Regions from separate parts of the Mus musculus genome. Here all the other regions are linked to region 2. A link is a loop called in an ENCODE intact Hi-C map of the cell type or tissue named here. Cell type or tissue: gastrocnemius. All regions are shown on one strand.

Region 1 (8,000 bases), 63 kb after region 2:
TAGATGTGGCTACTGGGGGTTCCAGGTAAAACGGGTTTCTGGGTATTGGGAGCTGGCAATTAGGAATGGGGATAGGCTAAAAGGGGCTTGAGGGGGATACACCGGAAGGGGGAAATCAAGGTGTTTCACCAGGGTCTGCTGGGAATGAGGGTAGAGCATGAGGAGAACCCACAGCAGAAGGTCTGCTACAGAACTGGTTGTGAGACTGGGGATTGGATCTGAAGGAGTGGAGGGAGATGAGTAGATCTGCAGTTAGCCAATTTGCTTCCCTAGTCAGAGTGGCTTGCGTTTCCTCGGGGAGTGCCTGCTGGAGTTGGGGGTGGGTTAGGAGGGGAAGATCTATGTGACCCACTAGAGCTGGGGGCAGGAGGTGAAGGGAGCTGCAGCTGGTGCTCTGCTGCAGAGATGGGGATGAGGCTGGCTGGATGATTGCTTTTGGTGGGGCAGAGGGCAAGATAAAGATCTGCAGTCAGTCTACTTGCTTCTCTAGCAGGCGTCTGGCTCACAACTCTAATGGCTGAGAAGCTCAGACATCTTGAGAGCTTGGGATAGGGAAGAGAACAAACTAAGAGCTTAAGAGAGGAGAGAATCGGAGCTGATACTATTAGTTGAATGGAGACTGGCCTAAAGCTGCAGCCATCCATCTGTATGTTGGCTTCATGATTTCTCCATACAGAATGTATTGCAACCACACTTGATGTCTGTGGGGACTGCAACCTACTATGGGAAATAAACTGAGTCTCAGCCATTTACAAATAGCCAACTGTTAAACTCTGTTTTTGTTTTGTTTTTATTTTTTTTTAAGACGGGGTTTCTCTGAGTAGCCCTGGCTGTCCTTGACTCACTTTGCAGAGTAGGCTGGCCTCAGACTCAGAGATCTGCCTGCCTCTGCCTCCTGAGTGCTGGGATTAAAGGTGTGTGCCACCACCCAGATGGAAGCCTATAAGATAGACAACTGACACTGCACTTCTGCACACCTTTCTGTGTCTTGTGTGTCATGTTTTGTTTCTCTTCTTTGGCTATAAATGTAGCCTGCCCATTTGGTAGACTGGTGCATTCTGAACTTTGAGTCTATACTGCTATTTGGTTCTAGAATAGTAAATAAAAGCAATTGGGAAGTGGAAAATTGGGGATGGAGAGAAGAAGGTTCAGTGGTTGTAGTGCTTACTGCTCTTGCAGAGGGTCTGAATTTGGTTCCCAGCACCCATAGCAGGCATCTCAACAGCCACCTGTAACTCTTGTTCCAGGGAATTTGAAATCCTCTTCTGGCTTCCACATAACACACACACACACACACACACACACACACACACACACACACACTTTCTGCTTTATGCAGACGTCAGCTCTTAAAGCATTCATTGTTAATGCTGAGCATACGCTTGTGTGCTGGCTAGTTTTATGTCACTGAGATGGATAGACTTTGGGTCTGGCTAATTTTGACATGCCGTGGGGTTTTTTTTTTTTTTTTTTTTTTTTGTGTGTGTGTGTTTTTGTTTGTTTTGTTGTTGTTGCTGTGTTCCCTCCCCTCTTGTTTTTTTTTTCCCTAAACTAATAAAGTTTATAAAATGAAAAAAAAAAAACATACCACAGCACTGCCTTACTAAATGTCACTTGGCAGAAAGAGGGCTACAGAACCATCTTGGTGCCCCTCCCCCTTCTCTTTTGCGGTAGGAGCTTGCTTTGCATTCCCGGCAGACCTGAAACTTCTAATCTTCCCATGTCCACCTCCGAAGGATGGGGCTCCAGGACTGTGTTGCTAGGCAGCTACTCTTTCATCAGAGCCTTGTATTCAGCTCCTGTTATTATTTTCCTTTTGGAGTCTGAGACTCAGTCAGACAGAGTCTCAAAAAGCCCACGATGACCTAGAACACTGTGAAGCCAAAGATGATGAGAACTCTTGGCCTTCCTGCGTCCCTCACCCAGGTGCTGGGATTTCAGATGTGTGCCATCACGTCTGGTCAAGGGAACCAAACACTGCTATTCTGTTCTTTCCATGCTGAGCGTCCAGCGCCCGTAGGATTTCCAAGGCTATAGATCTCTGGGGTTAGTGGGGGTTTTAAGACGGAAGCTTGGGAAATACATGTGGGCTGGGAATGTAGGCTTGTAATTGTTCAGCTTCCCTGTGCTATTTAAAGCCTTGGAGTGAATGAGCTGTGCAAAGGAAGAGGAAAAGAGGGCCCTGGTGGAAACTCTGAGGATCCTGAAAACTCACCGAATGGAGAAGGAGCCTGAGACAGTGGGGCTGCAAAATAAAAGAGGGTTAGATCTAGACAAGGCAGCCTCTTGGGGGTCTGCAGCCTTGTGGGTCCAGGTTGCACAGGCCTTAAAGGGAGAAGGACCTGGTTTCAGCATTATGGCGTCAGCAGGAGCCCTTTGAGTGGAGCACTGAGTGGGTCCCAGACATGAGAGGAACAGGGGATGGGAGGGTGAACACAGGCTTCTCTGTTACTCTTCAGGCCTTTAAAGCAAGCTAACCTGAGGAGGGTGTGGGTAGAGCACAGACTTTTTCTTTAAGGTGGAAGGAAGGCAGTATCTGAGGCTGAAGCCACAGGAAAGAGATGAGAGCTGCAGAGGATCTCTGAGGTGGCTCAGCAGGGAAAGACGCTTGTCACATAAGCCTCAATATCTGAATCCATGGCGGAAGGAGAGAGCAAGAGCACCCAGTGTTTGCTTCCATTTGGGCTTCTCTCTCTCTCTCTCTCCTTCTTTCTTTCCTTCCTTCTCTTTCTTCCCTTTCTTTCTTCCTTCCTTTCTTTCTTTCTTTCTTTCTTTCTTTCTTTTTCTTCCTTCCTTCTCTTTCTTTCTACTTTCCTTCCTCTTTCTCTCCCTTTCCTTCTTTCTCTCTCCCCCTTTCTTTCTCTCTCTCTCTTCCTCCCTCCTTTCCTCCCTCCCTTCCTTCCTTCCTTCCTTTCATTCTTTTGTTATTCAAGACAGGGTTTCTTTGTATAGCCACAGCCATCCTGGAACTCACTCTGTAGACCAATTGGTCTCAAACTCAGGAATCTGCCTGCCTGTGTGCTGAAATTAAAGAAGAGAAACTCCACATCTGGCTTGATTTTTTTTCTTTCTTTCTTCTTTTCTCTCTTATATTCATTCATTTTGTGTGAATATGTGTTATGTGTGCATGCCACAATTTACACGTGTGGAGGCTTTGGGAGTCAGTTCCCTCTTTCTACCATGTGGGTCCCAGGGATTGGTTTCAGATTGTCAGGCCTGTCAACAAACGCCTTACCCCTTGGCCCATCTTGCAGAAGACCCAGGTTCTGAGAACTGGGCTTCTGTTCCAAGCACGTACTTAGTGGCTCACAACTGTCTGTAGCTATAGTTCCAGGGAATCCAAAGCCCTCTTTTGGCCTCTGCAGGCACCAGGCATAGACACGGTACATAGACATACATTTGGACAAAATCCCATTCATGTAAAATAAAACAATAAAAAAATGAAGAAGGAAAAATATTTAGAGATGTATTCCTCACTTTGTGGTTTTATAAAATTGGCGCGAGCACATACACACACACTTGAGGGCATGCACAAGTTCCAGCACGCACAGAGCATGTCTGGTGAATGGAGAACAACCTTGAGGAGTTGGTCTCTTCTTCCAGCATGGATTCAGGTGGTAAGGCTTGCATGGCAAGTGTCTTCTCCTGCTAAGCCATCTTGCCTGTGCTGTTTCCTGACTTCTGCTGAGGGGATGTGCTTATTGCACCAACGTAAGGTTGAAAAGCCATAAACTTGACTATCGGAAGTTGAGGCTCTATGCATGTAGTAAGTACTTATGTGACGGGAACCTTTTTTTTCCTGAGTTGGAGTTGAAAAGACAGCCTTGAATCCTTTTCCAGGGTGACTACAGTAGTCATATGCACACACAACATGTAAAAAGGACATCATTGAAAGGCTGTGCAAAATAGACACATAGACATTTCCCCAGAGGTCCAACAACAGTTCTGAAGTGAGCATGGGATCTGGGATGCGAGCGGGAGGGGCTGGTTGCTTGTGTGCATCTAACAAATAGCAGTCAGCGACTACCAAAGGGTCCATTGAGCGTTTTCTGAAAGCAGAACAATGTAGCAATTTAGTCTCTATGACATCACTTTTTAAAAATAGCTGCTTTCAGCAACCGATACGGGTTCATAATGAAAACGTTTTTTCATCTCGTTTGGGAAGAGGGCGGGGGACATTTGGGGGCAGGAGTGACCAGGGACTAAGTGAGATAAATGTCCTAATTGTACCCAGGCTCCAAGTAAATAGAAATGTAACTGGCACGGAGCTGCAAGGTCACGTGTTTACTCTCTCATTAAAAATATTAAGCAAAAAAGTCGGTTCCATTGTCTGGCCTTCTGGCATTTTATCTTCAGTGGTGTTTAGGAGATTAGGAACAATAGGTGGTAACCAGACAGTCTCTAAGGCTGCTTCCAGCGGCCTTTCTGGGGGTGCTGAAGGTGTGGCCAGATTGAGGCCTGGGCCAGGCTGGGCTGTGCAGCAGGTCCAAGGGCTGGTTCCCACCCGCTGCTGCCACCCCCAGGACAGATCATCCTTGGGGCTTTCAGATCCTCTAGGCTCACAGTCTGCCATCCAGCAGACCACATGCACGGTTCAGTTTACTAACCTAACCCATAAGAACCTTATTGCCCTAGGGCTGCAGGAAAAGGTTTAATAGGCGGTGTCAGGAAAGTTTCCTAGTCTAAGTGTACCCCTGCCCCGCCTTTCCCCAACCCCCCACAGGGCAATTCTCAACCCAGACCCAACACCAGGTTCTAAGTGTGCAGCTGGGAAGAGTCTTGGATGGGCTCCAAGGCTTGGAGCTAGCACCCTAAGAGTCCCTTCATGCGCAGCTGCTGGAGCCCTAGCTAAGATCACCACTGTGCTGCTGCTGCTTCAAAATAAAAGTTCCCTGAAAGGCAGGACAGGGAAGTTCTTTTGTCCCCCCCCCCCCCTTAGTCCCCCTCAATCCCTCCCTTCCTGCATGCCTCCATCCCTGCCTGCCTCCATCCCTCCCTGTGTCCTTTTCTCCCCGCCTCCTTCCCTCCCTTCCTTCCTCACTCCCCCCTCTCCCTCCCTACCTCAAGCAAACTATCTGTAGTGCAGGCTTGTCCTCAAACTCCCACCCCCCTGCCTATATTTGTGAAGAGCTGTGGTCACAGGCATGCACCACCGTTCCTGTCCTTTTCAGAAGTTATTGGAAATGATTGGCTGACATTGTACCAGTCACTGTGTACAGACAAGGCAGAATTCCTCCCCGACAAGAGGAACCTGAGGTCTGGCTGGTGGAAACCAATGTACCATGCGATTTCTTTTCACAGATTCCGTGACAGGACACTGTCCAAAGCACAGTGGCGAGAGTGGCTCATTTCATCCAGTGTGGGGGACTGCACCCGTGAGGCAAAGCTTAGGGGAGGCGCCACGGTTTATGGAACCATCAGAACCATCAGGGTCTGATTCCATGTCAGGCGGAGTTCAAGTAACAGCAGCAAGGTTTTGTTGAGCATCTTCTATGCCCCAGGCACCGTTTCAGAGCCATCCACTCTGTCCTTCATTGAAGCATCCTGGTGCATGCCTTTAATCCTAGGACTTGTGATTTAGTTCAAGTGTCCATTGCTTTGAAGAGACACCAGGACCACGACAACTCTTATAAAGGAAAGCATTGAATTGGGACAGGCTTACAGTTCAGAGGTTTAGTCCATCATCCTTAGAGTGGGAAGCAGGGTGACCTGTAAGCAGATCCGAGGCTGGAGAGAGTTCAACATCTTGATCCGAAGGCGGTGAGATACACTGGCCAGACTTGAGCTTATAAGGACTCAAAGCTAGCCTCTACTGTTACACAATTCTCCCAACAAGGCCACACCTAATAGTGCCACTCCCTATGGGCCAAGCATTTAAACACATGAGTCAGGTGTCGGGGGGGGGGGTCATTACTGTTCAAATCACAACTGAGGAGGCAGAAGAAGGCCGATCTCTATGAGTTCAAGGCCAGCTTGGACTACATATCAAATACCAGACCGGCCAGGGCAACATAGTGAAACCCAATCTCAAAAAAACCTACCAAACTAATTAGGAATAGACTTCCTCCTCTCTTCTTCCTTCACTCCTTCCTTTCTTTCCTCCTCTCTTCCTTTCCTCCCCTACCTCTATGATGGGGGTCTCATAATGTAGCCCAGGCTGGTCTTGAACTCATGATCCTGCCACCATCTCCGAAGTGCAGGGGTTATAAAAGTGTGTGCTGATACATCTGGCTTACCATCCCTTTTTTTTTTTTTTTTTTTTTACATTATTGGGCAATCAACATTTGAATTTATATCGTTTTAGATATGTTCTAATCCAGAGATTTCTAAGACGATAGGAAACTTGTGTGTAGGTCAGCACAAGCATTATGATATTTTATAGAGAAACTTGACACCTCAGAATGTTGGTGTCTTCAAGGGTCTTGGTATCCGTTCCTTGACAATGCTGCAGGTTCACTGTACCAGGATGAGAACCTAGCCGCCACTTTTTCTGACCATACAGGTCATTCTTGTGATACCTTATGTTATAAACCAAGAATAATCTCAGTGTCACACAAAGAAACACATCTATGTGTGCTTGCTAGAACTAATTGGGTCTTAGAACACTCTGCAAGCACATGTAACCAAGATGGCTTCCATCTTTTATCCCAGATCTTAGTAATGACTACATCTTATTTTTTTTATTTTTTTGGTTTTTTGAGACAGGGTTTCTCTGTATAGCGCTGGCTGTCCTGGAACTCACTTTGTAGACCAGGCTGGCCTCGAACTCAGAAATCTGCCTGCCTCTGCCTCCTGAGTGCTGGGATTAAAGATGTGCACTACCACACCCGGCTTAGTGACTACATTTTATCTCACTGGTGAGAGCTCATCTTCACAGTTTGATGCTACTGGCCAATCGGGCACTAAGAGGAAGAGACAGGTTCAGGAAACACGAGTTCTTTTCAGGTTAACTATCTTTTTAAACAAAAAGTTTCTCACACTTAAGATATGTGATGATTTAGTCACTTTTCCTTACGGCAGTTCTCCCATTTGAATGACTGGAAAATGCCAAGTTGTACATGGAAAACACCACGTGCTACAGTATGTGTCTGTGACAGTGTGTGAGCCAGTAGACAATCTCACAATGGCTGAGACTGGGACCAGCATCCAGATACCAACATCTTACATTTGAGTTTTAGCTACACATACTACTTGCTTGGTGGTCTTCGCCGCTCTGTGTCTCAGCCTTGCCATGTATATTACTGGTTTTGAGACGGTGTCTTGGGTGACCCAGGATGACCTCAGACTCATTATGTTGTCAAGAATGCCTTTGAGTTCCTGAACCTTCCATCCCCACCTCTCAGATGCTGGGTTACAAGGTGTCCTACCACCTCCAGCTTCATTTGTTTATTTCGGTTTTTAGAGACAAGGTTTCACCACATACCCCAGACTGGCCTTGAGTTTACTATTTGGCCCAGGCTGGCCTCAAACTTGCAGCAATTCTGCCTCAACCTCCTAAGTACTAGAGTTATAGGCCTGTGCCACCATGCCCAACTAATGTAATTTCGTATTTGTTTTTTTATGTATGGATGTTTTGCCTGCATATATGTCTGGGCAGTAAAGTGCCCTTGAAAGCCAGAAGAAGGTATTGGATTCCCTGGAACTGGAGTTATAGATAGTTGTAGGCTTCCACGTGAGCTCTGGGAATTAAACCCAGGGCCCCTAGAAGAACAGCTAGTGCTCTTAACCACCGAGGAGTGTCTCCAGCCCCAGCTAATCTCATTTATAACACAGGTAATGGGAAGATGTATTTTCTAGGTAGTAGCTTTCAGGATAGAAGAGATCATGCGGTGGGTACCTGGTCTCTTTTGTACTTGAGCTATCTCAATGACCTACATGTTCTGATACAATGTAAACGCCTTGCCTAGAGTCATTATGTGTATTATTCAGGGAATGACAAGACAAAGTCTGTACATAGTCGCTAAGAGACTGTTTTTTTTTCCCCCAAGTATTTTCAGTCT
Region 2 (8,000 bases):
CAGCCTGGTCCCAGGACAGCCAGAACTACAGAGAAACCATCTCCAAAACAAGGTTCCAAGGCAGGTATAGAAGATAAACGCATTACACAAATAAATCAGCATGTCCTGGCTGCTGCTGGCTACAAGGGCACGATCAGACATCATAAGCTACTAATAGCAAAAATAAAAAAAATCAGAATGCATCATTAACAAAAAGCAGGCAGTCTAAGGGTGGAGCTAGCAACCATTTAAAGATTGTAATCCCTACCTATGGGCCATGTACAATAATCATATTCTGCATTAGAAAAGCAAAACTTCCCCTTAATAAACATAGCAGACAGAAGTATACCAAGTAGTTTCTGAGACTGCAAATCAAAGCAGTGTAACTTGAAAACAATGCTGCGCATGTACTTGTGAAGACACAGCACTAACAAGTTATGTTCTTTCTGAAGCGCGCACTCCAAGTAGGAGCACACTGTCACTACATATACCCTAGGAAGTTATTTAATCAATAGGGAGCAAAGTGAAGCTAGTAAGAACTGACATACAAGGAAGAATTAAAACTGATCCATCACATATATTCTGTATATGTGTGAAGTAGCACAAACTATCACTTGTTTTGGTTAAGTAATTGATATTCAGTTTAGAAAATCTATTTCTTCTGATTGAGTGAAGTCTTCTTTCTCCCCATGATTAACAAGAAGTAAACAGAGTTTCTTAAGGGTAGACAGCTTATGTTCTAGACACCACACACCCGTTCTCAACATTCAGGAGACCTTTGTTTGATAAGGGAATAAACAGTGCAACCAAGAAATGTTTTCCAAGTAGAGAGCACTTTCATAACATGCCAAGTATTACACAACCGCACAGAACCGAGGATCCAATACCTGAGTGCCTACTACTCAACAGGTAATGGAGTTACAAAATCAGGAATTCGAGACTCCTCCCTCCAACACAGGATTTATTTCCACAGAAAAGCAGCACCGATTGACCATCACTGAGTCACTCTAAACCCTTTAATTCTTTCCAAGTTTCCAGTCTCTCATGTGAGAAAGGAATAAGGACCACCAGAAAACAAAGGTAACAGAGGCTGGAAGCACAAGTGTGCCAATGACTTTCTACAGGACTCACCACACCACGCACACACTGGAGACAAATGTCACCACACAAGCATCTCCTAGTCAACAGTCTTTGGCCTACCACCACCTGAAAAGAAATCCTCAGCACAGCACTCTATGGCAGCAGAGGAGAACCACAAGGAAAGGTTCCACACCTAAAGAAAGGGGTACACATTTTCAGACAACCAGAAATACATACTCTTCTTTGACTTCTATTTAGAAAAATCCCACTAACTTTATTGGGGAGGCAGAGGCAGGCGGATGGATCTCCGAATTCAAGAACAACCTAGTCTACATAGCAAATTCAAAGCCAGCTAGGGACAGACAGGCAGACAGACACAGACAGACAGACAGACACACACACATCCTCTCCCTCTCAAATACACACACATACACACACAGAGTCCACAAACTATATTAAATATTTCTGAGCAAAGAATCCCTTTTGAGATTATTTGTCTCTATCACAAAAGATCACCTCAGACTGCACGCAAGACCTTGACATTTCAAAACTTTAGATACGTTCTGAAATAAATTAGCAAGTTTCTATCTCAAAAAAAGTCCCCACAGTAATTTGTTCTATCTTATCTGTCTTAACCACACGCACAAATCCCTGCAGCACAGTAAAGTGAATCATGTGGACCAGCAGCCATGTCGACCAGTGCCACATCCCAAAGCAGTGGAGTTCAAAAGAACCAGAGCCCCCCACAGAGTAAGAGGTGCTGCTGGGAGCGGTTCTGAGCTAAGAGCTGCTGGCCTCTGTTTCTCTGTTTTATCGAAAAATAACACATAAACATGAAGACCAGTCATTTATATGTAGAATGTATGTAACAAAGACACCTTAGTCACACAAACCTTAGAGCACTGACTGCTGGACATCTACTTCATTAACTCAATGAAAAAAAAAAAGATAAGCAAGACATAAGAAGATATACAGACTTTTCAGAAAGGTGATTTTTTTTAAAGCTATCATCCCACCTCTCAGAAAGCAAACACAAAACACTGAGTTCCTTCAGCACCCAGGACTTTTAAGTCGATAGTCGTCACTGTTAAAATGTCTTACCTTCTGCTACGTCATCATCTACTGCTCCTTTCACCTGAGAAAAACACCACTGAATATCATTCCCTCCTCCAGCTCCTGGAAGAAGAAAACATAGCAATTAAAACTGAGCTCTGTTCTGTTTACGCTTATAAACACAGAGATGGTTCCCGAGGCTGGCATCATAACTCCCTATGTAACTACCACTGAGCCCACAGATTTGGAACCAAATTGGCCTCCAATAGTTGGTAGTGTATTAAAAACAAGTCTGCAGGTACGAAATATCCAAAGACATACAGCCTACCAGTAATTATCATCATACAGATATTTAAAACCTCACTTCCACTTTTCCCTCTCCTTAAAGACAGTCAGAACCTTTCAAGTTAAAACCTACCAGGAAAAAACAAAAACAAAAACAAAACCAACCAAAGCACCAAAGTTAGTTTTCCTTTAAATGTACAAAAGGCCTACAAAAGAGTTATAAGGCTAAACTACCATGAAATATAGAACGAAGAGAAAACTTCGGGAACATTACTGCCTGAGAGGATGATTCATGTGGACTAAGCAAACACAACACCCATTTCTTTGCATTCGTTAGGAGCAAATCACTGGTTGCAGACAGAGGAAAAGGGGCGGAAATGCACGCCTGGGAAGAGATGGTCAAAGGAGGCTGCTCCTGCCACATTCACCTACTGCATCCAAAGGACCCAGAAAAAAGCAACCTTATTCGTTGCTCATCTCCTACAATACAGTTCCAATTATCATTTCATTGTTCAGCAAGGTCAAAGGGCAGCCTGTTTATATAGCAAACTGTAAACCAGTCCAGCATAACTTCTTTAAAGGTTCTATTATCTATGCAAATATTGAAAAGAAAGGAAAATTGGTTTAATCTCCGACACTCACTGCTCAGCACTGAAGAGGAAATGGGGGGATGGGGGCACCCCGGGATTTCTGGAAAAGAAACTCAATCTCAATCCAGAATTACTCTATGAGAGGAAGGGCTTCAAGACTAAATTGTACAAAGATAACCGACTCTCAAACGACATTAAACCTCGCTTTTCCTTTACCCATTCCTTGCTAAATTATTCTCAATCAGGCTTTCTCCCCCCGCACCCCCCCCGTCCCCCCTCAGCAAGGTTTTATAAAATCCCTCTCCCTTTGGCTATTTATATCGGCGAACTCCACAACTATTTTAACTCCAAGAAACCCTTCTGGGAAAAGGACATCTGCCCAAACGCTACCGTGCAAAATGCAAAGTTTAAATTACCTTTCTCTCCCACCCAGCCCCCACCCCAATCCTTGCAACTTCTATTAAAGGCTTAGCATTCGTGAGTGGCAAAAAAATAAGACACGGGAAGGGAGCAAAATCGAAAACGAAATTCAGGCTTACACCCTCAAAACCTGACCTACCCCATTAATGTTTGTGTGGTGCTGGGGGTTGGGGGGGGGGTGACCGTGAGTTGGGGGGGTGGGGGTATGCCTCCATTGTATTTTAACTTGCAAAGCTGTCTTCCTTCTTATCGGTCCAGAATACATTTCTACAGAAAGGTTCTCAGTAGACCGGGAAGAGGAATGAATATGTAAGGAAGAGCGGAGGGAGCAGGGTGCAGAGGGGACCCATCTGCACGCCTGCACCCGCCCCACCCACGCCGTCTCCCACCCCCAACGCACCCGTGCCGTGTTCCTGTAGTGCCAGGCCCCGGGCCCGGCCTCCAGGCCCCACAGTCCCAGCTCAGTGCCAGGCCCGCCCGCCCGCCCCACACTCGGCCAGCGCCCCAGGCCGAGGCCCCGCCACCACGGTCGCTAGGGGGTGACGGAGAGCGCGCAGAGGAAGCGGCACGGCACCCTGTCAGCCGCCCAAGGGCCGTTTCTTCTTTACCTGCCATGTCGCGCTGCAAATGGTGACCCTGCCGGGCTCGTCGGGGTCTCCGCGACCGGGGCTCAGCCCCCACACCTGGGGATGGGGGGATCGAGGGCGCGGATGGAGGCGGATGGCACCTGAGGGGGGAGGGGACCGGGACCGGGGCGGAAAGGAAGCGGCCCGGGTGGAGCGGTCGGCAGGATGGTGGCGTTCACTCAGGGGCGTCCCGTCTCGTGCTCCTTCTCTCGCGGTGGAGACGGCAGCGGCGGCAGTAGCGGCGGCGGCGGCGGTAGTAGTGGCGGCGGCAGCGGCGGCTAGGACAGCGACGGCGGCCGCGGCGGCAGGGACAGGCGACTCCACTTTCAAAATGGCGCCCGCTGGCTGGCCGGTGACGTCACTTGAGGGGGCGGAGCGTCTTTGGGGCGGGTCGTGCTGTGTTAGCCACGCCTCCTTCTTGTCTTGCTTTCGCCCCGCCCCGCCCGCTAGGATCCTTGAGAAGGTCCCTGTACAGAGCTAGAGCTGCACTTAGTTTGCTGTGGCTGTGGGCTGGATGTGCCAAGCCGCGGTGCCCAAGTGGCCAAGGCCTGGCCTGTCTGCACCTCTCACTGTCCCAAGCCGTAGAGCCAAGGCCGGAACTTTGGGATGGCCTCATATGTTCACTTATGCTCAACCACATGGTGAGCTGGCCCTCTCGAGAGAATACCCCTTTTGTTGCTCCAGTGACCCTGTGGGTGAGCCCCGGAGGCACCAAAATTAAGGGAGAGTGATGCATACTTGCCACTGCCTGCCCAAGGTGAGAGTTCACTGAGCCCAGAAGGACACAACTGGACTGGTTCCATCTGGGTGAATTAGGTTACCTTCCCATGGACTAGAGCCCTTGGCTACTGCGAGCAGTTAAGAATAGCTCGCCACAGAAATTGGATGTTGTGAATGCCGCAAAAAGTAGCCAAGGTCTTTTCAGATAAAAGTGGTAAAATCAATGATTAAGAAGGTATGTTCTGCTGGGCAGTGGTGGCATACACCTTTAATCCCAGCACTTGAGAGGCAGAGGCAGGCGGATTTCTGAGTTCAAGGCCAGCCTGGTCTACAGAGTGAGTTCCAGGGTAGCCGGGGCTACACAGAGAAACCCTGTCTTGAAAAACCAAAAGAAGAAGAAGAAGAAGGAGGAGAAGGAGGAGGAGGAGGAGGAGGAAAAAGAGGAGGAGGAGGAAGAGGAAGATATGTTCTTCTGGCCGTGGTGACACATTCCTATAATCTCAACAGCGCTTGTATTCATTTAAGAGGTTCTAGAGTTCAAGGACAGCTGAGTTTGAGGCTAGCCTGGGCTATCTATAGAAGACTCTGCCTAACATACATACATCAAACACATGCAAAAAATTAAAATAAATCCATTTAAATGTAGCCTCTTCCAGTCAGACTCTCTGACATTCCCCCCCCCCTTTCCTATTCACCTTTAACTAGGTCAAATGCCCTTTCTTAGTAGTGCCAAGCTCTCCTCCTAGAGAGAGGGAGGGGAAGGAGGCAGAGGCAAGCAGATTTCTGGAGGTCAGCCTGGTCTACAGAGCTAGTTCCAGGACAGCCAAGTCCACACAAAGAAACTCTGTCTTGAAAGACAGAAGGAGGGCTGGGTAGATGGCCTAGTGGTTAAGAGCACTGACTGCTTTCCCAAAGGTCCTGAGTTCAATTCCCAGCAGCCACATGGTGGCTCACAACCATCAGTAATGGGATCTGATTCCCTCTTCTGGTGTGCCTGAAGACAACAACAATGTACTCATCTTAAAACAGTTAAAAAAAGAAAGAAAGAAAGAAAGAAAGAAAGAAAGACAGGAGGAAGAGGAGGAGGAAAGAGAACAACAACAAAATGTGTCAGGTCCAAAGGAAACTTCCCAAACTGCAAAAGGCAGTTCAAATATCCAGAAATGAGCTCAGCCTGGACTATAGGAGGATTTCTGGAAGTTAGATTAAAAAAAAAAAAAAAAAAAAAAAAAAACAGCATTCTTCAGGAACTTGTGAAGCCAGGGGCCCTCTACCAAAAATGTCATTTCCCTCACTTCTGGCAAAAAGGAGATATAGCTACCTACGTTGCCTAACTGTATATCAAAGCACATGCTGGTATCCCAAGATCCTGTGGCACATTTCAGTCCACGCTAGTGTCCTGCCCTTCTTACCTCTCCTCTACTGTAAACTCCAGCCCTCGGGTGTTTCTCTCCCAAGCTACTCCTCCTTATGACCCTGCTATTCTGGCTGTTTCCTCTATATTTTATCCTCTGCTATTATTCTTCCCTCTCCGGCATGTTCAGTCTGTGCTCTGGACTCTTCCAGATGCCTCTGGCCACTCTCTCATATCTACAACAAAACCCTCCCCTTAACCAAACTATGAAGCAGTCATGTTGTCAGTTTATACAAATAGTCTCATAAAGTATAATGCACTTTTCTGTTTTCTTAAACCACATTAAAATGATCTCAGTCTGTGTCTGTTATTAGACAGAATTCTTTGAGGCTAGGAAGTATGTTATTCATCTCCCTATCACTAGCCACATAATTCATGGGACTAATGGATGAATAAATAAGTCTTCTGGATTGGGAAGAAAAACCACTTAAATGTTGGCTCCTTAAGGTTTGCTGAACTGTAAATATTTTCTCTCTCTTTTTTTAACTTTTAAGATTTCTTTAACTTGTATGAGTCTTTCGCCTGCATGCATGTGTGTGTACCATGTACATGCCTTGTGCCCTCAGAAATCAGAAGAGTGTGTCACACCCCTGGAACTTGAGTGACAGATGGTTGTGAGCTGCCATGTGGATGCTGGGAATTGAACCTCAGTCTTCTGCAAGAGCAACAAGGGCTCTTCACTGTTGAGCCAACTCTCCAGCCCTCATTCTTCTTAATGCCAGGGGAAAAAAAAAGAAAGAAAGAAAGAAAAGAGGCATTTTAGAAGTCATCTTGGTGATCTCACCTACATTTATTAAACAACCAACCCCATTTGGTAAATAGGTAAATTGCCTGTGCGTGCATTTGCTGTAGTTATTTCCCATGGTGTCTTCGAACCTGTTTACACACTACTCAGGAGATGGGGTATCCCAATAGGATAATGTTCTCTTCTTGTACATGATCTTGAAACTTTTGTTTGAATTGGTTTTGAGTTTTGTTTTGTTTTGAGACAGGGTCTTGCTCTGTAGCCCTGACCTAGAGCTGTGTAAATAAGGCTGTCCTTGAACTCACAGTGATCTGCCTACAGATGCCTCCAAAATTCTAGGAGTTCAGGCAAGTCACCACATTTAGCTACAAGCTTTTTATCACGTGAGAAGAGTCCTAAATGTAACTCTTGATCACATGACCACGCACGGTGACCAAGCCTTGCAGAATTGAGCTCATCTTGGGTAAATGAAGAGGGAAATTCCCTCTTGGTTTTTCTGGTGACTCTTTAGAAGACTCGGACCTTTTCTGCTTTAAATCTGAGTCAAGAGAAACAAAGAATTAAAGAATCAGGAGCATATTCTAGCTGAACAGATCTCACCCTGGGTTACTACAAGGTGGCTTTTAAAATATATTACATGGTGTCTTAGGGGTCCTATTGCTAACTGGAATTCACTCACGATCTTCTGGGCACTTGGGGACTTGGGTCACTTCTCCAGCTCTGTCCTCTGCAGCACACACAGTTTATCTTTGAGGCTCCTGCTGGCTCTACTCCACTGCTGCTGCTGTTCTTAGTGATCATTGCATGCTACTGGCATCTCCAAGATGCTGGGGTCTTCTGCTGCCACTGGGATGAGCATCCACCAATAACCTTTCCTAGGCTCTCTTCAGGGACTCCAGTCCTGCCACACAGTGCCAAGCCTCAGCTGCTCTCCATGACCTCTCAAGCCTTTATAACCAGTACTACGTAGGTGACTCTTAGACTACCAAGTTCTGCTACCAACACAAGGTACAACCTTGGCCTTGTGTGCTGATTCTCAGGAAACACTTTCCAGAAGGTTGCACCTCATCAATGTTGCTCCTTTCTTC
Region 3 (8,000 bases), 65 kb before region 2:
TTTTTTTAACTTATGAAATATTTTTTTGGGACTGAAGAAATGGCTCAGAAGTTAAGAGCATGGGCCACTCTTCCAAAGGACCTGGGTTCAATTCCCAGCACCCACATGGCAGCTCGAAGCTGTCTGTAATCCCAGTTCCAGGAGACCTGACACCTTCACACAGACAAACATGCAGACAGAACAGCAATGTACATAAAATACTTTTTATATTAGTTTGCTTAGTTAGGGTTTTTCTGTGTACTCCTGACTATTCTGGAACTCACTCTGTAGACTAGAGTAACTTCAAAAATTATTTTTAAAAATAAACAAATGGAATTATACTATATTAAGTTCCTCTAAGTCACTGGTTCTCATGTCATGACCCCTTTAGGAGTCACACATCAGATATCCTGCAGATCAGATTCATGACAGTAGCAAAATTACAGCTATGAAGTAGCAACAAAATAATCTGATGGCTGGGCGTCCTCATGCTCCACAACACGCGGAACTGTACTAAAGGCCCAAAGCACTAGGAAGGCTGAGAACCACTGTGTTAAGTACTGGTTTTTACCTATAACTCTAAAATGCTTTTCCTTCTTTTTTTTTTTTGGTTTTTTGAGACAGGGTTTCTCTGTGTAGCCCTGGCTGTCCTGGAACTCACTTTGTAGACCAGGCTGGCCTCCAACTCAGAAATCCGCCTGCCTCTGCCTCCTGAGTGCTGGGATTAAAGGTGTGCGCCCGGCTTAAAATGCTTTTCAGTGTTAGTATGTGCATTCTTTTGATTACCTTGAATCTCATTTTAAAAATTTCTTTTACAATTTCATGTGTACGGGTGTTTGGCCTGCATGGTGTCTGTGTGCCATATGCATGGCTGGTGCCTATGAAGGCCAGAAGAGGGTGTCAGCACCCCTTTAACTGGAGTTAACAGTTAGGAGCGAGCCACTACCTGGTGCTAGGAATCAAACTGGAGTCCTCTTTAAGAGCAGTCAATGCTCTTAACTATTGAGTCTTCTTTCCAGCTACCTAAAATCTCACTTCTTATAAAGACACAGCATACTTTTAACTATTATCCAAAGACAATTACCCAGTAGACTATATTCTCAGTTCACTGACAGAATCAGTGAACATTCTGAAAGAGCCTTAAAAAGCTAGATTATCCTTAACTCAGCAACTGTCTTTTAGAGATAGTCTAAGTATGTGTACATGTGCCTCTGTGTGACTACATGTGCATTATGGAGACCAGAGGTCATTCTCAGGTAGTTTCTCAAGAGCCACCCTCATTTTCTGAGACAAGATCTCTCCTTGACCAAGAAGCTGATAATTAGTTGAGGGTGGCTAGCCAAGGAGTCCCAGGGATCTACCTATCTCTGCTTCCCAATGCCAGGATTCCAAGGGTGGACCATTGTGCCTGGCTTGGCATAGGTTCTGGGGAACTCAAATCCTCATACTTGCAATGACTTAAGGATGGAGCCATCTTCCTGACTCCAGCTGTGTTCTCTGTGGAAGTGTGCAGTGCCAAGGGAATGCTAGGTATACATTCCTTAGAAAGAAACCTATTAGACAGGTGTGGTCCCTCACACCTGTAACTTTGGCCAGTGGGTGTCTGAGGCAGGGGGGTTGCTACAAGTTCAATCAAGGTTATCCTGGGCTGCACAATGAGACCCTGTATGAAAACAAAATTAATCTGGTGTTGATAACAGAAATAGAAACATTTTAAAACACTAACTTTAACTTCTGAATATGACATAAAAAAGGAAAACAGGTGGGGGTGGGGAAACTTTTCTTTTGTTATTGTCTTTCACTTCAAGCCTAGGCCACCCTGGACCTCACTCATTAAGTGATCTAGGTTACCTTAGCCATGATCTGAACTCATTTACAGTCTCAGGTTCCAATGTGCCACCTCTGCCAATCCTCACAAACTCCCCTTATACTTGGAAAGGAAACAAGGCAAAGATTTCATGTAATCCAAAAAATACAGAGGAAACCACCTCCGAGGCAGTTCTCTTCCTAACAAGAAAGCTTTAAAGAGCGAGCTGAAGCAGTTATTGTTAAAGGACTGTTTACATGTTGAAAGCTGTTCTTTTGTGCTAGTTTGTACAAAGACATGGAGGCTCATTTTCTAATTGAAGTCTTCTGGAATGGCTAGGGAAAGGCATTACAGGTTCTGGCCAGTAACTCATCATCACACTACTGAAGCTTGCAGCCCCTAAGCTTCTCACCAACAATTAAATCCTCTTACACATCACAGGAAACATTCTCATTTTCTCCCAACTTTTTAAGGCCTCACAAATCACTTGCACTCAGGGGTCCTGAGAGCCTCTCTGCCTGTCTGTTTCAGGTCCTAGATGCTGGGATCTCAGATAAGCTCAAAACAGTCCCTGGCACTCTTCTGTGCCAGAAGAGTGGACACTACACATTAGTGACTGACAAAGGCATCATATGTGCCCTAGCCTGAACCTTTCCCCAGGGCAGATAGCAAGAAAAGGCTGTAATTCCAATTACACCAGAGTTATGATACCACTCTGATCTTCCTTATGCCATTCCTGCAGTCTCCTATGTGTCTTACCTTGAGAAACTTGATAGTTTTGTTAATTATAAAAGTAACTACTGGAAACATCCTTTTGGGTATTTGTCTTCCAACAGTTCCTATAGTGGTAACAGAATCAGAGAAAGGTTTCACTGTCTGAAATATATCAATAATTTGGGCTGGAGAGATGGCTCAGCTGTTAAGAGCATGCACTGCTCTTACAGAGGAACAGAGTTGCAGGGCGTGGTGGCGCACGCCTTTAATCCCAGCACTCGGGAGGCAGAGGCAGGCGAATTTCTGAGTTGGAGGACAGCCTGGTCTACAAAGTGAGTTCCAGGACAGCCAGGGCTACACAGAGAAACCCTGTCTTGAAAAACAAAACAAAAAAACAAAACCAAAGGAACAGACAGAGTTCAATTTCCAGGACCCATATCTGTTTGTATTCCAGATTCCAAGGATCTAACGTCATCTTCTGGATGCTATGGGTACCTGCACTCAAGTGGACATACCACAACATAGGTACGTGTACACACACACACACACACACACACACCCCTAAAATAGTCCTTAAGAAATTTTAATAATTTGCTATTAACACTCTGCTGTGGGGCTAGAGAAATGGCTCAACAATTAAGAGCAGTATCTGCTCTTCCAGAGGACCTGGGTTGGATTCCCAGCATGACTTGGAGGCGCACAACCATCTGTACTTCTGTTCCAGGAGATTTGATGTCCTCTTCTGGCCTCATAGGCACCAGGTATGCACATGGTGCACATACATATATGCAGGCACACCCATACACATTAAAACGGACAGACAAACCCTCTGCCATGATCCTTGAACTAAAGATAAAAATCCCAAGCCAGAGATAATCTGTATGTGTTTCAGCTGCTGTTTTCCACAGTTGTGGAACTGCGGCCAGCAAAGTGCTTAGAGTTATCAGCAATTAGGATGGTTTTAGATGTCTGAGTAAGTTGTTTTGCTCATCCAAAAAAAAAAAAAAAAAAAATCACTTGGAAGAATCAATAAAGTTTGTTTTGTTCAATCCAGGGTTGTGTACTAAACTTTAAAAAGCAAACAAAGGCCAGGCAGTGGTGGCACACCCCTTTAATCCTAGCACTTGGGAGGCAGAGGCAGGCAGATCTCTCTGCCTCTGCCTCTGCCTCCCAAGTGCTGAGGTCAGCTTGGTCTACAGAGTGAGTTCCAGGACCGCCAGGGCTACACAGAGAAACCTTGTCTCGAAAAAAAAAACAAAACAAAACAAAACAACAACAACAACAACAAAGCAAGCAAAGTAAGAGGCAAGGACAATAATTAAACCTGGCACCATCGAGCTTTCAGTAACTTTTAAAAGTACAGCTTAATTAGCCCAAGTACAATACTTTTTATCTAGCAGATTTCCCAAAGTAACATCTGGTATCATCTATAGGCTGGAGGGTCTCCAAGAGCCATTGAGAAAACTAAGGAAGAAGCTGGCTGGTCCATGACAAACACCTCCCAGGTCTGTGAGACTTAGGAATAAACAAACATAGCTCAACCCTTTTCAGTTCTGTTGTTAATAAAGAATCCAAGAAAAATGAAAATCCCTTTGAATTTTCCAGACATCTAAGCAGTAAGAAGACGCTGAGCACAACTAACTCATAAAGGCCCAGGCGGAAGATACTCATATATAAGCATGCCAAAAACAAGGGAAGGCTCCCGAAAGCACCCATGGGCCTCAAAAAAGAGCCACAGCTTCTGGAAATAACATGAAGCATGTATTTCTTTAGTCTTTTCATTTCCAAAAATGTATGCTAAAGATGGGTAAAAATTTTAAATTCTGAATTATGTGATTATGAGTAAAATTTAAGGACACACTTGACTAGATCTTTGTAAAAGCCGGCATTTTAGAGAAGTTATCAAATATTGCTTATCAAAATATGGGGCAGGGACAGAGTCTTAAAATTCCTGAATTCTTTGTTCCTTATTTTTTGGTTTTGTTGTTTTCTGACACAAAGTTTTATTCTGGGGACCACGCTTACTACACTTCCCTAGTGCTTGAATGACAGGCAAGTGGCACCACACCTGGCTAAAATACCCAAACGCTCCTGCCACTATCCTCTAGACTCAGTAACAGCTCTTCCCTAAACCGTTCTGGCCACCCTGGAAGCCATCCCTCTTATGAAAGACACTGCCTGACCTTTAAGCATACAAATGGCTTTTAAAGAACTTCATCTGGCCCTGTGACAACTACCACCACCCACTACCTCTTTCATTAAGACATGAAATCCAAACAGAAAGGTTGGGCAAGAAGGTCCGGCGATCTCACAACAACAGCGGACACTCTGGGGACAAGATGTCTGTTTGACTGCAACTGGATCCTGACCATCAACTTTCAATTGCTAGTACCTGTGGCCTGCGTCTGTTGTGTTGTTTACTGTATTTCCTGAAGTTCACTGCAGATTTGGCTGAAATGGACGTGATCCTAGGGCATGTGCTGGGCACCCAATCCATTTAACATAAGAAACAGCACTTGAAAAGTTACTAGTATGGTGGCTGCCGCCTGTCACCCAAGAACTTGGGAAAGTGGAAAGTAGGAGGGATCAGGTCACTCAGCAACACAACGAGTGAGGCCAGCCTGGGCTACATGAGAAGCTCTCTCAAAAAAAAAAAAAAAGAAAGAAAAAGAAAAGAAAAAGCAGTAAAATATGAATTCAAGGTTAACAGCAACAAAAAACTCACTTGAGAAACTTGGGAATTTTCAGACTAAAAAAAAAAAAAAAGATAAATGTCAGGGGCGGAGCAAGCACCCTGCACGAAACTCCGATGACCCCCTGGACCGGCGTGTGGTAGGAGGCGAGCTCCGCAAGCACACCTGCGCGGCCGCACGTCCACCCGCCACGCCCGACCGGTCGCGTCCATCCCCCGGTGTCCCCGCCGCACGTCCCATGCTCCCCCTCCGCTGGCCAGCCTCCGCTTGCCACCCCGAGTTGCGTGCGCCTCCGGCTCCCGACGCCCACCGCGACCCTAAACCTCGGCGCCCAAGGCGCAGGCCGCGAGCCAGCGCCGAGCGCCTGCTCCTAACCGGAGCGCGCCGCTGTCAGTCATACGCACAATCTCGGTCCCAACCAATGAGCTGTCGTCTGCTCCCGCCCACTCCCCCACCACCACCACCAACCCCCCCCCCCCGCCCGCACGGCGGCGGCCGAGCGGCTCCTCCTCCCCCATCCCTCCGCTGAGCCCGGCGGCCCCGTGCTCACTGTTGAGGCCAGCGGGCGGCGGCAGGGGCTGCTCCCCTTCCTCGCAGTTGTTGTTGTTGTTGTGCAAGGGCGGCGGCGGCTCGACTAAGTGAGACATGGTCTGGAGACTGGAAGCGGCACGGCCGCAGGACGACAGTATCCGGCTCTCGAGCAGCAACACAACAAGTCGAGTTCCCCCGCCCCCTTTTCTGCGTCTGCGCAGTCCCTCCCTTCGTGACGTCAGGGCCCTCCCGGACCATGTGATGACAACACAGGCAGCTGGACGGCGGGGTCGGAGCCCAGGATAGGGGGCGTGACCAGGCCGGGCTGGGCGGGGCATTCGCGAGCTGCTCGGGACGTGCGGGTGCGGAAGTCGAGCTGATACGGGCGCCAGGAAAGAATTCCTGCGAGTCAGTCGCAATAGCCGGAAGGGCTGAGCTAGGAAGTTGGCATTGGATTGAGATTAGGGAGGAGTGTGCAGCCCGGAAGCGCGCGGGGCCTGAATGGAACCCCTCCCACGCCTGCAGTATCCACTTAAGAACTCACCCGTGGCTTTAAAGAAGCAGAAAACCCCAGTTCCTCCCCTTAGTGAAACATCCATTTGTGCCTCCCACAGAATACCGTGGGAGGTACCTTGGAGCTAATCACCTTGTTGGAATTTATAACATTTTAATTGCAAAGGTAACATGTAATCACGGTTTAAAAAAAAAATCAATGGCTGGGCGTGGCGCACACTTGTTATTTCAGCTCTTTCTAAGACTGAGGCAGGAGGATTTCGAGTTCCCTGCAGCCTACGCTATCGAGCGACCCATTGCCTTCAAAAACAAATTAAAAGGGAAAAGAAAATACAGATTTACCCAAACCCTGGTTGTTATCTATCTCTGTAAATGCCCTACCTCCTGTACGCTGGTTGCTGACTCTGTTAATGTTCCTAAATACTCCTACGTCGTATCTTTGTCAAGTTTCCTTGACCCGATTTTTGTATAATGTTTTTCTCAATATTGTACTTGCCTTTTAACTTTGCTTTAATTGCAGTTGTTGAATTTTCATGTAATTGTCTTTTTTAAAAATATGGTCTGAGATACCCAAACACGGAAATACTAAATCTAGGACCAGCCAGTGAGATGGTTCTGCCGGTAAAGGCGCTTGCTGAGTAAACCTGCAGACTGAGTTCATTGCCCGGAGCTCCCGGTAGATGGGAAGAAAGCTAACAAAGTTGCCTTCTGACCTCCACCAATGCACCGTGGCATATGCCCTCCCCCTCTAAATCATAAATACAGGCACACACAATAAGTCTTTGTCACTTTGAATTGACATCCAAAAACATGATCTGGAGGGATAGCTTGGGGGGTTAAGCACACTGGCTGCTCTTGCAAAGGACTCAGGTTTGGTTCAAAACACCCACATGACAGCTCGTTCACAGGGCACTCAATGCTGTCTTCCGGCATCTGAGGGCATGAGAAACCCGCATGGTACACAGACATACGTGCAGGCAAACATCCACATGCATTTATAAAACCCCAATTCTCTGGTGAGATGACTCCGGTTAAAGGCTGGGCTGCAGCCCAGAGTTATATACTGAGTTCAATCTCTGGGGCTCACATAGTACAAGGAGAGAACCTACCCCACAAACTGTCCTTGGACCTCCACATGTACACAGTGCCATACACACATAAATAGTGATAAAAATCATCTCTTAGGCCTCCCACATACAGTGTTATATTTATAAAGGCATAATGCAGGTATAAAAACATTCCTCTGGGTCTTCTCATTTTATGTCTAAGTACTTCATGTACCTGAGACTGACTTAACATATAGTGCAAAGTAGGCAAAATAGACCACTCATCTTATTCTCTGACCTCCACAGGCATGCCTCCTCTCAAATACGTAAATAGAAAATTAAAGCAAAAAGACAGATTTTTCAAAAGATCCAACTAGGAATGAAAAGAAACACGCCTCATATTGAGAATGTACTCTTTGGAGCATACTCTGTAAGAATCTTATATCCAGACTAGAAACACTGGGAGCAGGCAAACAAACTGGGTCACATTGTTCTGTTTCTTTCAGACTCTGTATGAACCTTTTATTTGCGTGTATGTGTGTGCATGGGTGGATGCATGTGTACAATCTCCATGACTTGCACCCCCCAAGGCAAGAAGATTGACTGGATTCCTCTGGAACTGGGATCACAGATGGCTATGATACACCATGTAGGTGCCACAGGAGATCCTGAGCCATGGCTCTGGCCCCACCCGAACCTTTTTGATAGTGTGGCTTG

What was found. Peaks named below come from ENCODE experiments on the same cell type or tissue, not always from the same donor. Only the 100,000 strongest peaks of a DNase experiment are listed, where the experiment ranks them.
Region 1: a loop joins it to region 2, with 2.1 times the contacts of the local background. A loop is called at or near these places in 9 of 42 quality-filtered maps.
Region 3: a loop joins it to region 2, with 2.6 times the contacts of the local background. A loop is called at or near these places in 5 of 42 quality-filtered maps.

Annotation. Positions count from the first base shown.
Region 1 is chr14:67,131,279-67,139,278 of GRCm38, forward strand. No RefSeq gene overlaps it. Among named protein-coding and RNA genes, the nearest start is that of Gm30438, 24 kb to the right of the region's middle. In gastrocnemius, a CTCF peak has its summit at 4,522; DNase peaks (open chromatin) are centred at 4,500, 4,774 and 5,028; H3K4me3 peaks cover 893 bases; H3K27ac peaks cover 2,086 bases.
Region 2 is chr14:67,068,075-67,076,074 of GRCm38, forward strand. It overlaps Ppp2r2a (protein phosphatase 2, regulatory subunit B, alpha), which reads right to left and starts at 4,397. Exons shown (of 10, transcript NM_028032.3): 1 at 4,016-4,397; 2 at 2,161-2,235. The coding sequence starts at 4,022. In gastrocnemius, a CTCF peak has its summit at 3,958; DNase peaks (open chromatin) are centred at 3,077, 4,009 and 4,397; H3K4me3 peaks cover 5,096 bases; H3K27ac peaks cover 5,009 bases.
Region 3 is chr14:67,002,945-67,010,944 of GRCm38, forward strand. Bnip3l (BCL2/adenovirus E1B interacting protein 3-like) reads right to left here and starts at 5,933. Exons shown (of 6, transcript NM_009761.3): 1 at 5,744-5,933. The coding sequence starts at 5,840. In gastrocnemius, no CTCF peak of the experiment used is centred here; DNase peaks (open chromatin) are centred at 4,759, 5,067, 5,585, 5,984 and 1 more place; H3K4me3 peaks cover 2,249 bases; H3K27ac peaks cover 5,343 bases.